Linked DNA regions of Homo sapiens: region 1 is linked to region 2. A link is a contact called in ENCODE Hi-C or POLR2A ChIA-PET data. All regions are on one chromosome and are shown on one strand. Each heading gives the region's core, a stretch centred on a gene start or an enhancer-like site at or near the end of the contact. The rest is flanking DNA. Distances are from core to core; before and after follow the strand shown. Region 1 overlaps SMOC1 (SPARC related modular calcium binding 1). Region 2 has its middle 29 kb from the start of SMOC1.

Region 1 (6,389 bases), core at 3,528-6,027, 130 kb before region 2:
AGATAAATGCCAGGCTGAGGACAATGTTGATCCGCTCAGACTATTCTCAGGGAAAGACTTTTCAGAATAACAAACAAAACAAAACAAAAACCCAAAAACATTGGTGTGCTTAAGGGACTGAATAGAGCCCAAGAGGTCCAGGGACGCAGGGCCAGGCCTTTCAAGGGGCTGGCAAGTCCATTGAGGAGTTAATTGTTTGGGTGTACAATGAGTTTATTCTGGCCACATACAAAGAGCTTTCTCTTCCAGGTCCTTCAAAAGCAAATGTCTCAAAGGAGCCAGAGGAGGAATCTGTATTAATGGCATCTCTTGGGGTCTCTGAGACTGAGAAGCCTTGGAGAATGAGGAAAAAAGAAACCACTTCCCCCATTCTGAGATGTGGAAGGTCTGTCAACAATCCCAAGTCCCCTTCAATTCTTGGGCTCTCCCCAAACCATGTCCATCACTGGTGACCCTCCCTCATATTCTTTCAGGCTGCCATTGTCCATCTTTGAAAAAGACATGGAGATAAACTTCAGCCTGGTAGAAGTGCTCGAAGGTTCTTGCTTTGAAGGGACCACATTTATGCCAGAGCCACCATCCCCCTCCACATGTGATTCTGAGGCTCAATGTGGAAGTGGAGACAACTCATTCTGGGCATCGTAAGGAGACAACAGTGTCTGTTTGCAAAAGTCCCTTAAGAGCCTGCCCTGAATCAGACCCAGAGGAGGATGGAATGCTAGGCCACCTCAACATTTCCTGAGATGCATGCGCCATGACCAGCGAGGCTCAGAAATGGATGGTGAACTGTCCTGATTCTGATCTGTAGGAGCAGAAGTGGTCGGGCATGTCAGGTTCTTTCCAAAGCAGGAGGTCAGTGTTTTATATTCCGTATACCTACCTGCATGTTCCCTCCCAAAAGAAGTGAAAACAAGCTGAAAGCTGCCTTTTTGCAGGCAGTTCTCACATCCTTGAGCTGAAGAAGAGCAAAAACAGAAGGCTGGGGAAAAGGCAAACTGGGGACAGAAGAGGAAGAGGAAGCACCGGCAGCAGAGGAGCCTGGTCAGGGCTGGGTTCACACAGAAGACTCGGCTAATGTTTTTTTAACTTTTTATTTTGAAATGATTATCGATTCACAGGAAGTTGCAAAGATAATACAGAGAGGTCCTGTGTACCCCTCACCCAGTTTCCCCCAATGGTAACGGCTTTATAGTTAGCATAATGATATGGGTAAGCTCTTTAATTATCTGGGTGGCATAATTAGTACAAAATCAAAATCGGGACACTGATATTCATATAATCCATGGACCTTATTCAGATTCTACCAGTTTTAAATGCACTCATTTGTGTGTATCGTTCTCTGCAATTTTATCCACGTGTAGACTCAGGTAACCACCACCACCATCAGCCTAGAACTATTCCATCAGCACAAAGATCTCCCTTGTGCCACTTTTACTGTCACACTTTCCCTCCTCCACCCCATTCCTCACACCTGGCAACCACTAATCTGTTCTCCATCTCTATAATGCTGTCATTTCTAGACTGTTATATAAATGGAATCATGCAATATACAACCTTTTGAAATGGGCTCTTTTCATGTTGCATAATGCCCTTGAGATCCACTCAAGTTGTGGTTGCATATATCAACAATTCATTCCTTTTTATTGCTGAGTATTTTTCCAGGGTATAGATGGATAGGGGATCCCACCTTACTCACAGCAGATACCTTCCAAGACCCCCAGTGGATGCCTTCAACCGCGGATAGAACCGAACCCTATACATCCTGTTTTTTCCCCATACATACCTATGATAAAGGTTTATTTATAAATTAGGCACGGTATAGATGAACAATAATAACTAATAATAAAATAGAATAATTATAACAATGTACTTTTATAAAAGTTATATGAATATTGTCTATCTCTCAGAATATCTGATTGTACTGTATTCATCCTTCTTCATTTTGCAATCTATCCACTTGATAACAGAGCTGGCCCCAAGTCACAGGGAGGGTACACAGCATGGGTATGCTGGACAAAGTCATGATTCACATCCCAGATGGGAGGGAGCAGGACAGTGTGAGATTGCATCACACTACTCAGAATGGCTCACAACTTAAAACTTACAAATTGTTTATTTCTGAAATTTTCCATTGAATATTTTCAGACCATGGTTGGCCGTGGGTAGGGCAGTACTACTGTGCCACAGTTTGTTTCATCCACTGAAGGACATTTGGGGTTTTTTTTCTACTTTCAGCTATTACAGATAAAGCTGCTTCTTGTTCGTGTACAGGTTTTTTGTGTGTGTGGCCATAAATTTTCATTTCTCTGGAATAAATGCTCAGGAGTGCAACTGCTGGATTATATGGTATATGTATGTTTAGTTGTTTTTCAGAAACTTCCAAAGTATTTTTCCAGTGTGTCTGTACCATGTTATTCTTGCCAGCGATGTATGAGAGGTCCAGTTTCTCGGCAGCCTCACTATCATTTGGTGTTGACACTACTTTTTCTTTTAGCTCTCCTAATAGATATGTAGTGACATCCTGCCATGGACTTATTTTGCATTTCCTGTGGCTAATGATGCTGAGCCTCTTCTTGTGTGCATATTTGCCCTCTGTTTGTCTGCCTTGGTGAAATTGGTGAAATGTCTATTTGTGCATTTGGCCAATTTCTTTCTTTTCTTTTTTTTTTTTCTTTTTTTGAGACAGGGTCTCACTCCATCACCAAGGCTGGAGTGATGATCTCGCTTGCTGCAACCTCCACCTCCTGGGTTCAAGTAATTCTTCTGCCTCAGCCTTCCGAGTAGCTGGGATTACAGGTGCACATCACCATGCCTGGCTAATTTTTTGTTTTTGTTTGTTTGTTTGTTTGTTTGTTTGAGATGGAGTCTCGCTCTGTCATCCAGGCTGGAGTGCAGTGGCGCGATCTCGGCTCACTGCAACCTCCACCTCCTGGGTTCAAGTGATTCTCCTGCCTCGCGGCCTCCTGAGTAGCTGGGATTACAGGCACGTGCCACCATGCCTGGCTAATTTTTGTATTTTTTTTTTTTTTTTTAGTAGAGATAGGGTTTCACCATGTTGGGTAGGCTGGTCTTGAACCCCTGGCCTCAAGTGGTTCATCCACCTTAGCCTCCCGAAGTGATGGGATTACAGGTGTGAGCCACCATGCCAGGCCACCATTTTCTAATTAAACTGTTTTTTAGCTGCTAAGCTTTAAGAGTTGTTTATATTCTCTAGATATGAGTCCTATGTTGGATAGACGGTTTGCAAATATTTTTTCTCAGGCTGTAGTTTTTTCTTAATTCTCTAACAGCACTTTTTGCAGAGCAAATTTTAAAGTTCAACTTATATATATTATCTTCTAGATTATGTTTTTGGTGGTGAAGATTTTCTCTTGTTTTCTTCTAAAAGTTTTAATAGCTTCACATTTTACATTTAAGTCTACGATCCATTTTGAATTCATTTTCATATCAGGTCTGAGGTTTAGGTTGAGGCTTTGGGGTCGATTTGTTAATTTTATTTGTTTGGTCTGTGGATGTCCAATTGCTAGAGCACCATTTGTTTGTGGATCTGTTTCTGGGTCCTCTATTCTGTTCCATTGATTCATGCATCTGTTACTCCACAAATACCACACTATCTCTAGAACTCTAGCTTTATTCATCTTAAAATCAGATAAAATGGTTCCTCCCACTTTAGTTTTCTTTTTCAAAATTGTTTCAGCTATTCTAGTTCCATTGCCTTTCCGAAGAAACTTGAGAATAATCAGCCCTTGAATCTCACATCTTTCTTTCTGCAAGCACAGGATCACTGCAATGGAACCTGAGAGTGACAGTTCCTCGGCCTTTACCACACGAGTTCTGTGGCCCTCTGAGCTGGAGACCAGGGGTCAGAAGCAGGCCCAAGGCCTGTCCACCTATGTGCCCATATCCCTACCTCTCTGCAAGCTGCTGTGCCACACTGGAACTTAGGCCGGGAGCAGGGAGCAAATGAACATACTCTCATTGGCCTGACAAGCTCTGAGCCCTCTCACCTGGACTTCAGTGGCCCCACAAAGGCACTAGTCAGAGGGCTCAGGAACCTGGCAGAGGGCTTTGCTCAGCTCAGGCCACCCGCTCCAAGGGGCTTTCCTTAGAGGCTCTGGCTACAGGAGCTACCACACAGGGTTGTTTGGAGGGGCCACCTGCCTTCCCTCCCCTGCAGAGGTGGCAACTTCCCAGAGCTTACAGAAGCCTGCTGCTCCGCTGGAGGTTTTCCTCCACCTGAAGATGAATAACCTCCATCATAAAAGGCTAAGAACAATTAGAATGTGAGCTCCAGGAGGTGAGGCCTGGACTCGTACTGTTATACTCATCCCTGGGTCCTTAGTGACGATAACAAGCCTGACATTTAGTAAGTTCTCCATAAATATTTGCTGAGTAAAAGCACCAAGCGTAAAATATCAATGGTTACTAATAACACCAGGGATTCAAATGAATTTATGTCTAAGAGGCTTTTTCCAGATCCCTAAATCTTATTCTCTCTCCAATCCTTGGAGATGAGGATATGGCAGGAAATCAAACTCTCAGTCTAGTGCTGTTCATGCATAAACTTTTCTTCAGAGACCCTGGAATACGGGCCAAAATGGAGGCGGTTGAGTAGCTGGAGCCAAGCTGGCGGAGCAGTTAGCTATGGGAAGGAGGGAGACATGGTACATGTGTGAGCATGCAAGCACACCCCTTCTGAAACTGACCTCTGCGAAGCTGGTATATGAACATTCCAGGCTTGGTGGAGGCGGCTCGGAGAACCAGAAAGCAAACGAGCTGCCTCTCTCAGGCTTGGAGCTGCTCAGGCACAGTTCTGTTTCAGCAGGCACAGAATCAGAGAGAATCCTTCTCCAAGAAAAGCCATGTGAGCAGAAGCCAACAGCATGGAGGTCGTCAGCTGCCCATCTCCATTCAAACCCAGCCCAGCCCACCTGATGGCAATGCTAAGAGATCAGCTACAGATTCAGCCTCCCATACCCCCGTGGTTGCTAGGGGAAGAGAAAAAAGAGGTAGTCGGGAAGAGATTTAAGTCATGTGAGCAGGAGTGACATTTCACATGTGGAATGTCCCTCGACAGCCAGCCCAACACGGCTCTGCCAGGCTCAGGGCAATGAAGCACCCCTCCTTCAGGTGTGTTAACACCTTATGAGGGCTGAGGCTGGGGGGCCACCCAGTCCCCTTCGTCTGGGATGTTTGCCAGCCATTGCCTCTGTCCTAAGCCTGCCCCTCAGAGCTGCTCCATCCATTGCTTGAGTGACAAGGTCTCCAAGTTGGCAACAACCTGTAGACCCAGCTCTAAAAATAGAGATACAGACAGGGACCTTGGAGAAATAAATATGACTCACTCTTTACTTGGAGCACATACTATGGAACAGCCAGTGGGAGATCTTCTTTTTAAACTCTGAAAATTAAAGCTGGGTTGGATTTTTGAAGTTCTGCCCCTCTCCAAGACTAGCTTGACAAATACAGAAGCCCATGCAGAAAAGTTTAGCAGAGTATATTAGTATTTTTATTTTTCTCTTGCTTTCCTTAAACAACTAACTCCCAGACTTCTTATGGGAAAAATGCAAACCGCAGAAAATTCCTGGTGACCCTAAACTTTCACTTGCCATTTATCACAGCATCACCCCATGGCCTCTGATGCTCTGGGCACTCAGAAGTCAAAAGCTCACAGAGAACTGCCAGAAATCATTTCACAAGTGCTTTTCCATATCCTTTCATTTAATCACTCTTCACCACTGCCCCCCTTCACCCCACCAGAGGCTAAGAACTTCCTTCCCTCCTTGCACTTCACAAGCAATGAAGGGCAGGGCCAGCCCCTGAACCTGTGTTCAGTTATCCTGGAAGCTCCTCAAATCACCTATGGTAATTAGCATTGAGACCCCAAAAAGAGTCACATCAGAAAAATCCATAGGCCTTGGTACAGCCAGGTAAAGCTGCTGCAGGATAACTTCTTGATCTCTGAAACCATTCTGCTTCCAATCTACTTTCCTTTGGATGACTCCAGTGAAAACCAAAACTTTACCTCTATCTCTACTTCTTCAGCCTTCAACTGTTTTAGCAGTGCATTTTCAGAGCTAAAGGGGCTGTTTGGGGCCCTCTTCCTCTCTTCTGATATTCCTCTGTAGCATCCATAAAACACATGTGAATGCACATGTGCACCGTCCCCCTCTCCCACACACACAACACACACACGTCTCTCTTTAAGGGCCAGGACCAAAGGAGAAGAAGGGGAGGGGGCAGCCAGGATGGGATTGCCCCAGATCAATGGATATTTGAAACTCAAACACATGGTCCAGGACCTACACTGCATTTGTTAATTACCACACATGTGCCCATAAAGGAGTTCGTTAAACACAAGGGGCCCAAAGAACAGAGTGAGGAAAGGA
Region 2 (5,676 bases), core at 1,628-4,127:
GTGGTTGGAAGTCAGACAGGGAGAGATGGCAAAGGGAAAGAGTGGAAAATTACAGCTGAAACCCACCTCCCCCTCCCCCAACCTTAAAGGCTTCCCTTTCAGTGTCAACAAATATGCAACCAATTAATGTAATTGCAGAGTTATTTATGGTGCCCAGCAAAGTGCAGCTGGATCCTAAAAGACAAAGTTGGAAGCAAGAGAAAAACTTTGTCTCCGCTTTTGGTGTGTGGTTTTGCTGGTCGGGCTCTTGAGGGGGAGGGGAGGGGCTCCTTTTCTTTCAGATGTTTCAGTCAACTTGTGGTATCCATGTGTCTGGTGGTCATGGCCCCTTCCAGGCAGTTTGCAGGTGTTCCTGCCTGGGGCAGGGGGAAAAAAATAAGGGGGCAGCTAGAGGAAAAAAGCTAAAGGTCTTCTGATTTCAAACTGTGATCTGACGTCGAAGACTTTTTCAAGGTTCCCCACTCTGACTGCACCCCTGTCTTAATCCTCCTGCATTGACCCTTTCCATAACAACCACCACCAAAAATTGCACAGAGAGACCTTTTTTCTCATAGCTGTTATGTGATTGTCTGGGATGACAGCTGTGTTGCCACTCAGCGCCTCGCACAAGACAGGTTTTAATTAGAGTTATTGAGGGGTTTGAATTGGCACAATTAGGGCCAGCATTAATGGGGTCTCCATGTGTTCTTTTGAAGAGTTTGGCCCTGTTTTTTGTCCCAGGGCAGGAGGGAGTTGCAGCTAATGAAGTTGGAGAGTGCAAATTATCTCAGCAAAAGGACAGCAAATGTAAACCACCCAGGGGAGGGGGAGACACTCAAAGGAAAGAAACGAAAAGAAAGCAGTTACATGTGGTGGAGGCACAAACACATTCACACACATGCTTACTTTCATATCTTCCTTTTCTTAAATGGTCCTTTTAGAAGGAACTTTTGTCCACCAAATATATATCATTGGCTAAGAGGGAAAGCAGGAAAAATGTGTATGCTATACCAAACTAAACTGAGGATGTGTGCATGCACATGTCTGCTTCTATGCTAACCCCTCAAAAGCTTATGAGCATATTAAAGGAAAAGAGAGATGAGACAAACTTCAGTTATCAAAAATCCTAATCCCTCATCCTCTGAGATGCTGGTTGCTTTTTACTGTCCCAGTTTCCTATTTCCTTTCTTTCCAGATGTCTGTTCCTCTCTTTGAGCTCCTCAAGCCCTTATCCTCTATGTTCCCTAGAACGGGCTCAATTTAAAAAGATAAGGCCTATCCCCAAGTCTCTGAGCCCCCCACCCATGAGCACGTCCAATAAAGTGCAGCCCAGGACGGTGCTGGGGACAGGCCTGAAGTCCAGTAGGCCCTGATGCCTCTAACTTCCCTATGGACCTGACACTCTTCCAAGAGGTACCTTTGGTAAAAGTCATTTCCAGTAGAAAGTCAATCTGGGGAGTAAGAAGGCCAGAATTGGAAAAACAAATATGATGGAGCCCAGTTATAAATCAACTCTGTCTATGTGAGAAGAAGGCAGTTGAACTGAAACAGGCCTCCGTTCAGTGTGTCCCCAGAGCCTGGGGCTGGATTTGGGTGGCCTCTGAACTTTGGGGACTGGGGAGTGGAACCATTTCATAAGCCAAAGCAGCAAAAGGCCACAGTATGCTGCAAAGGCAGAGGCAGGATCATGCACAAGTTGCAGCCAAAAATGAAATCAGGTGAAGCCACCTCCCCAGCACTGTGGGCCAGTGGTGGGGCCAGCTGCCTGCAACAAAGTCCTCTCCCTACTCATTTCAAGATGAGGCTCCTGCTCCATTTTTGCATAGGTGACATCTCCTTCCTTCACCAGGTGTTTTCCCTGATGTATTAGCAATTCCAGTGGCCAAGGCTAGTCTTGCTACCTGGCATAATGAAATGGCGGGGGGGAATGGGGCAGCGTGTTGGCTCACCCTCTGTGGGACAGTCTTGGCAGAGAGGAATGGGAAGCATAGTTGAAGGAACTAGAACCACTCCCAACCCAATGAGGCCCAAGAAATGTAGACAGACAGATACCCAGTTTAAAATGCCTCAAGTACTCCACAGATACTCAGGTGCTGGTACACAGAGGTTGACCTTGTCTGATGCAGCCAACTCTTCTCCTGCCTCACCCACATGAACCATGTGGGGCCGAACTTTAAGAAAAGAATCCCACATGGCCAATTGGTTTTCCCAAAAGATTAAATTCCTGAGCCCAGCAAAGATGAGTATGCCAGCACATGTAGCATGACAGGGATGCTTTAAAACAGTGGTTCCAACAGGGGGCAAATTTGCTCCCCAGGGAACATTTGGCAATGTCTGGCCACATTTTTGGTGATCCTATCTGGATGATAGCGCCAGGGATGCTACAAACATCCCACAAGGCACAGGACAGGCCCCACAACAAAGAATTATCCAGGCTAAAATGTCAATAGTGCCAAGGTTGAAAAACCCTGCTTTAAAGTTAAACAGACCTGGGCTCAAATTCCAGCTCTACCACTTCCTAGCTGTGCGATTTTAGAGGGCCAGTAATCTAAGTCCTGGTTTCCACATCTGTAAACCAGGGATGGTAAACACCTAGCTCACAGTTAAAGCAACTCACTGGAGAGGTTCAAGAAATAGTAATCTTCCTTTTTTTTTTTTTTAACTTAAAAGAATGTTCTAGGCTATCTTTACTAGAATCACTAAAAGAATGTGGCATTTGGGTAATCACTGATGAAGTCTTCCAGCCCTGAAATTGCCCTTTGCTCTTGCTGCTGCCACCTGTCTCCTCAAACAGAAACTAGAAGCCTGCGCACGGAGCCTTTTTGGGAGAAGCCTTCAGGACACCTTCTATTCTGAGTCACAGCAGCCTCCGCGCCACCTGCGGCCAGCTGCACTGTGGTCCCTGGCTGCGCCCCCAGAGACCCAGCCATGGCGGGGCGGCAGGGGAGGGGCCGCCTGGTTTCCGGTGGAAGTGGACTTGAGTTCGGCCTTTTCTTTTGAACCACGCAGCGGCCAAACGTCAATTAGCAGAGCCCGGAAAAATGAGTGCGCTCTGCGCTCTCCGGGAGGAGGGCAGGGCGCCCCCGGCCCGGCCTGGGGTTGCTGCCCTGTTCCCCCTATTGTGCCTCCAACAAGGGCGTTTTATTGAAAAGAGCTGAGTGCATCTAATGCAGTTATCCGTGTCCGCCTCATCGGGCTGTGGGCTGGGGGGCGAGGCACGCAGCTGCCGCCGCCTCACACGCTCGCAACAAAGGAGCGCGCCGTGGAGAATTTGCTCCTCTTTGAACGGCTCATCTGGTTTCCATTTTTGAAAGGTTCCCCAACCCTTCCCTTCCACCCAGCCCCCACCCCACCTTCACCCCCTCCTTTCTCTGCTTTGCTCTAGCTGTGCCCCTTGGGGGAGGGCGCCCCACGACCCCCATACAGTCACCCCCTTATGCGTGTTGGAGGCATGGGTGTCCCCCCTACACCCGGCAGGGCCACACGTCCGAGCTGGACAAACACACGCGGCTTCATGGCCAGCCTGAACCGCGTTCCCTGGCCTGGGCCTCAGTTTCCCCACCTTCAAAACGCCATGATTGCATGCCAGCTGATTAATGGTCTGTGAGTCAACGAACTGATTTGTAAAGCATGTGGCAAGTACATGATAGGATAATTCAGAAAATTTTAATTGCCTTTAATTTTGCTGGAGATAACCACCATCAACTTTCTATTTTCTTCTAGTCGTTTTCTCTGTATAAGAAGTCATATACAAAATTACCTTTCGATTGGGATCAGGTTGTTATGCAGTTTTATATCCTGCTTTTAGTTATATCTGGAGGCATTATCCCATGCTAAGAGTCTCTGAAAATGTGAGATTCTTAACTGCCAAATATGCCATCATGGGTTTGTACCATAATTGATTTAACTGGTTCCCCCACTGTTGGACATTCAGGTTGTTTTCCTGTTTGCTTGGGTGGTGGTGGTGGTTTTTACCCCACTATTATAATTACAAGGCCATTTTTAAAAATAGAATCCTCACGTGGCTTCCCAAGTTGACAGCTGGATCTAAACCCCTGCTCCACTATAAATCAAAGGCATACGGCAGGCACTTCCACCTCTTCTGAGGGCTGGCACGAGGGGAAAGGTCATCACTGGCCTCCTCCTCCCCTGCCTGACACCTCCAGGCACCTGCAAGTTGGAAATTCACATTTGAATCATGGCCCCTGTAAATTATGGCCTTGGGCAAATTGTATAACCCTCAGTGCCCTCAGCTACACAATGAAGATAGAATCACGCTGACCTCAGAAGGCTCTTGTGAGAACTAAATGAAACAAGATACACAATGTGCTGAGCATGTGACTAGGACACAGCTGCCAGGCTGTCCCACTTACTCACTGTGCGACCTTGGGCAGGTTTCCTAGTCCCTCTGCGCCTCAATTTCCCCACCTATAAAATGGGGAGTTGTGAGGATTAAATGAAGTAATACATTAAAATTACAAAAAACTATGCCTGGCACATACTAAGAACTCAGTAAATTTAGCTATCATTATTGTGCACCTGCCTGCCCTGCTTGTGAAGAGTAAGGTCAGCTCCCCCACCCCAACTAGTTTTCTCTTTAATCTCCCACAACTAGCCCATTCCAAACCCTATCAGTACAGGTTCTCCTTCCAACCTCAGGCCCAGCTCCACTGGAGGAATCCTAAGCCCTCAGAAAACAGGATCCCAGATGAGATACTGAGCTTGAGCAAAAAGCCCAGGCCCCAGAGAGATCCTCACAGAGCACCCCAAACCCCCTCCACACCCCTAGCCTCTGCTTCTGGCATTAGCAGTCTCCCCGGCTCAGAGAAGGGGACTGGGTGGGAGTGAGGGGGCTGCCTTGTCATGGCTTTCGATCTCCTCTCTCAGGACATTCTGTTCATTTGTCCAAATAAGAGTAACATCAATAGCAGTGGCCACCATTGACTGAGTCCCAGGTGTCAGACCCTGCAAAGTGTTGTGATGGCGTCTGTGAATTATCAACCCATTGTACAACAGAGGATGGAGACTGACCTCAGAATGATCAAACAAGTTTCCCAGAGCCATGGAGCAGAGATTTGACCTCATGAGACTCTGACCACAAAGTCCTGTTCTTCCCAGGACACTACATGGCTCAGGTTCCTTTATCACTGAAATTGAAGTGGCAGAGTCACCTTTTCTGGAGTGTATGCCCTGAGAAACCTAAAAATGAGAGGCCATTTGGGGTAACATTGCCAGGTTTAGTAAATAAAAATACGGGACACCCAGTTAACTTTGAATTCCAGATAAACAACAAATAATTTTTTAGTGTAAGTATATCCCCATGTAATATTTGAGACATACTTATAATAAAATTTTTCATTAGTTATCTGAAATTCAAAGTTAACTGGGTGTCCTATATTTTATCTGGCAACCGTAATTTGGAGGCTTCATTAAACTCACCTGCAACTGGTTCAGCAGATCAGAGGTACAGTCTTGGTGTCTGGGTCACATCACAATGACGTGGTGTCACCTAATCCCCTCCCATCTCTGTACCCCTTTTATAGCTCAGAGGTTAAGTGACTTGCCTAAGATCATAAGACTAGCCCTTGAATCGCACCCAGGCCCACGATCCCAAGTCCCCGGATACAGTGCCCAGCAAAGTGACCACTGCAGCCCCAGGGAGGATCTGTGCTTTCCAGGGTAAAATTTTCATTCAAC

What was found. Hi-C counts contacts between places; a loop is a spot of excess contacts on that map. ChIA-PET counts read pairs that join two places held with the same protein, here RNA polymerase II (POLR2A).
Region 1: a map of gastrocnemius medialis shows a loop between it and region 2 (15-fold over the local background). The contact joins two enhancer-like sites. A Hi-C loop is called at or near these places in 1 of 168 maps with a recorded cell type or tissue (gastrocnemius medialis). POLR2A ChIA-PET finds 5 or more read pairs at or near these places in 2 of 52 experiments (RWPE1 and activated CD8-positive, alpha-beta T cell).

The regions. Positions count from the first base shown.
Region 1 is chr14:69,981,324-69,987,712 of GRCh38, reverse strand. The region is part of intron 5 of SMOC1 (SPARC related modular calcium binding 1); the gene reads right to left. Among named protein-coding and RNA genes, the nearest start is that of SNORD169, 6.4 kb to the right of the region's middle. RefSeq lists an enhancer at 1-353. Within about 2 kb of position 4,777, at least 3 of the 41 ENCODE cell types and tissues checked have a DNase peak (open chromatin) inside an H3K27ac peak, as active enhancers do.
Region 2 is chr14:69,847,697-69,853,372 of GRCh38, reverse strand. No RefSeq gene overlaps it. Among named protein-coding and RNA genes, the nearest start is that of SMOC1, 29 kb to the left of the region's middle. Within about 2 kb of position 2,877, at least 3 of the 41 ENCODE cell types and tissues checked have a DNase peak (open chromatin) inside an H3K27ac peak, as active enhancers do.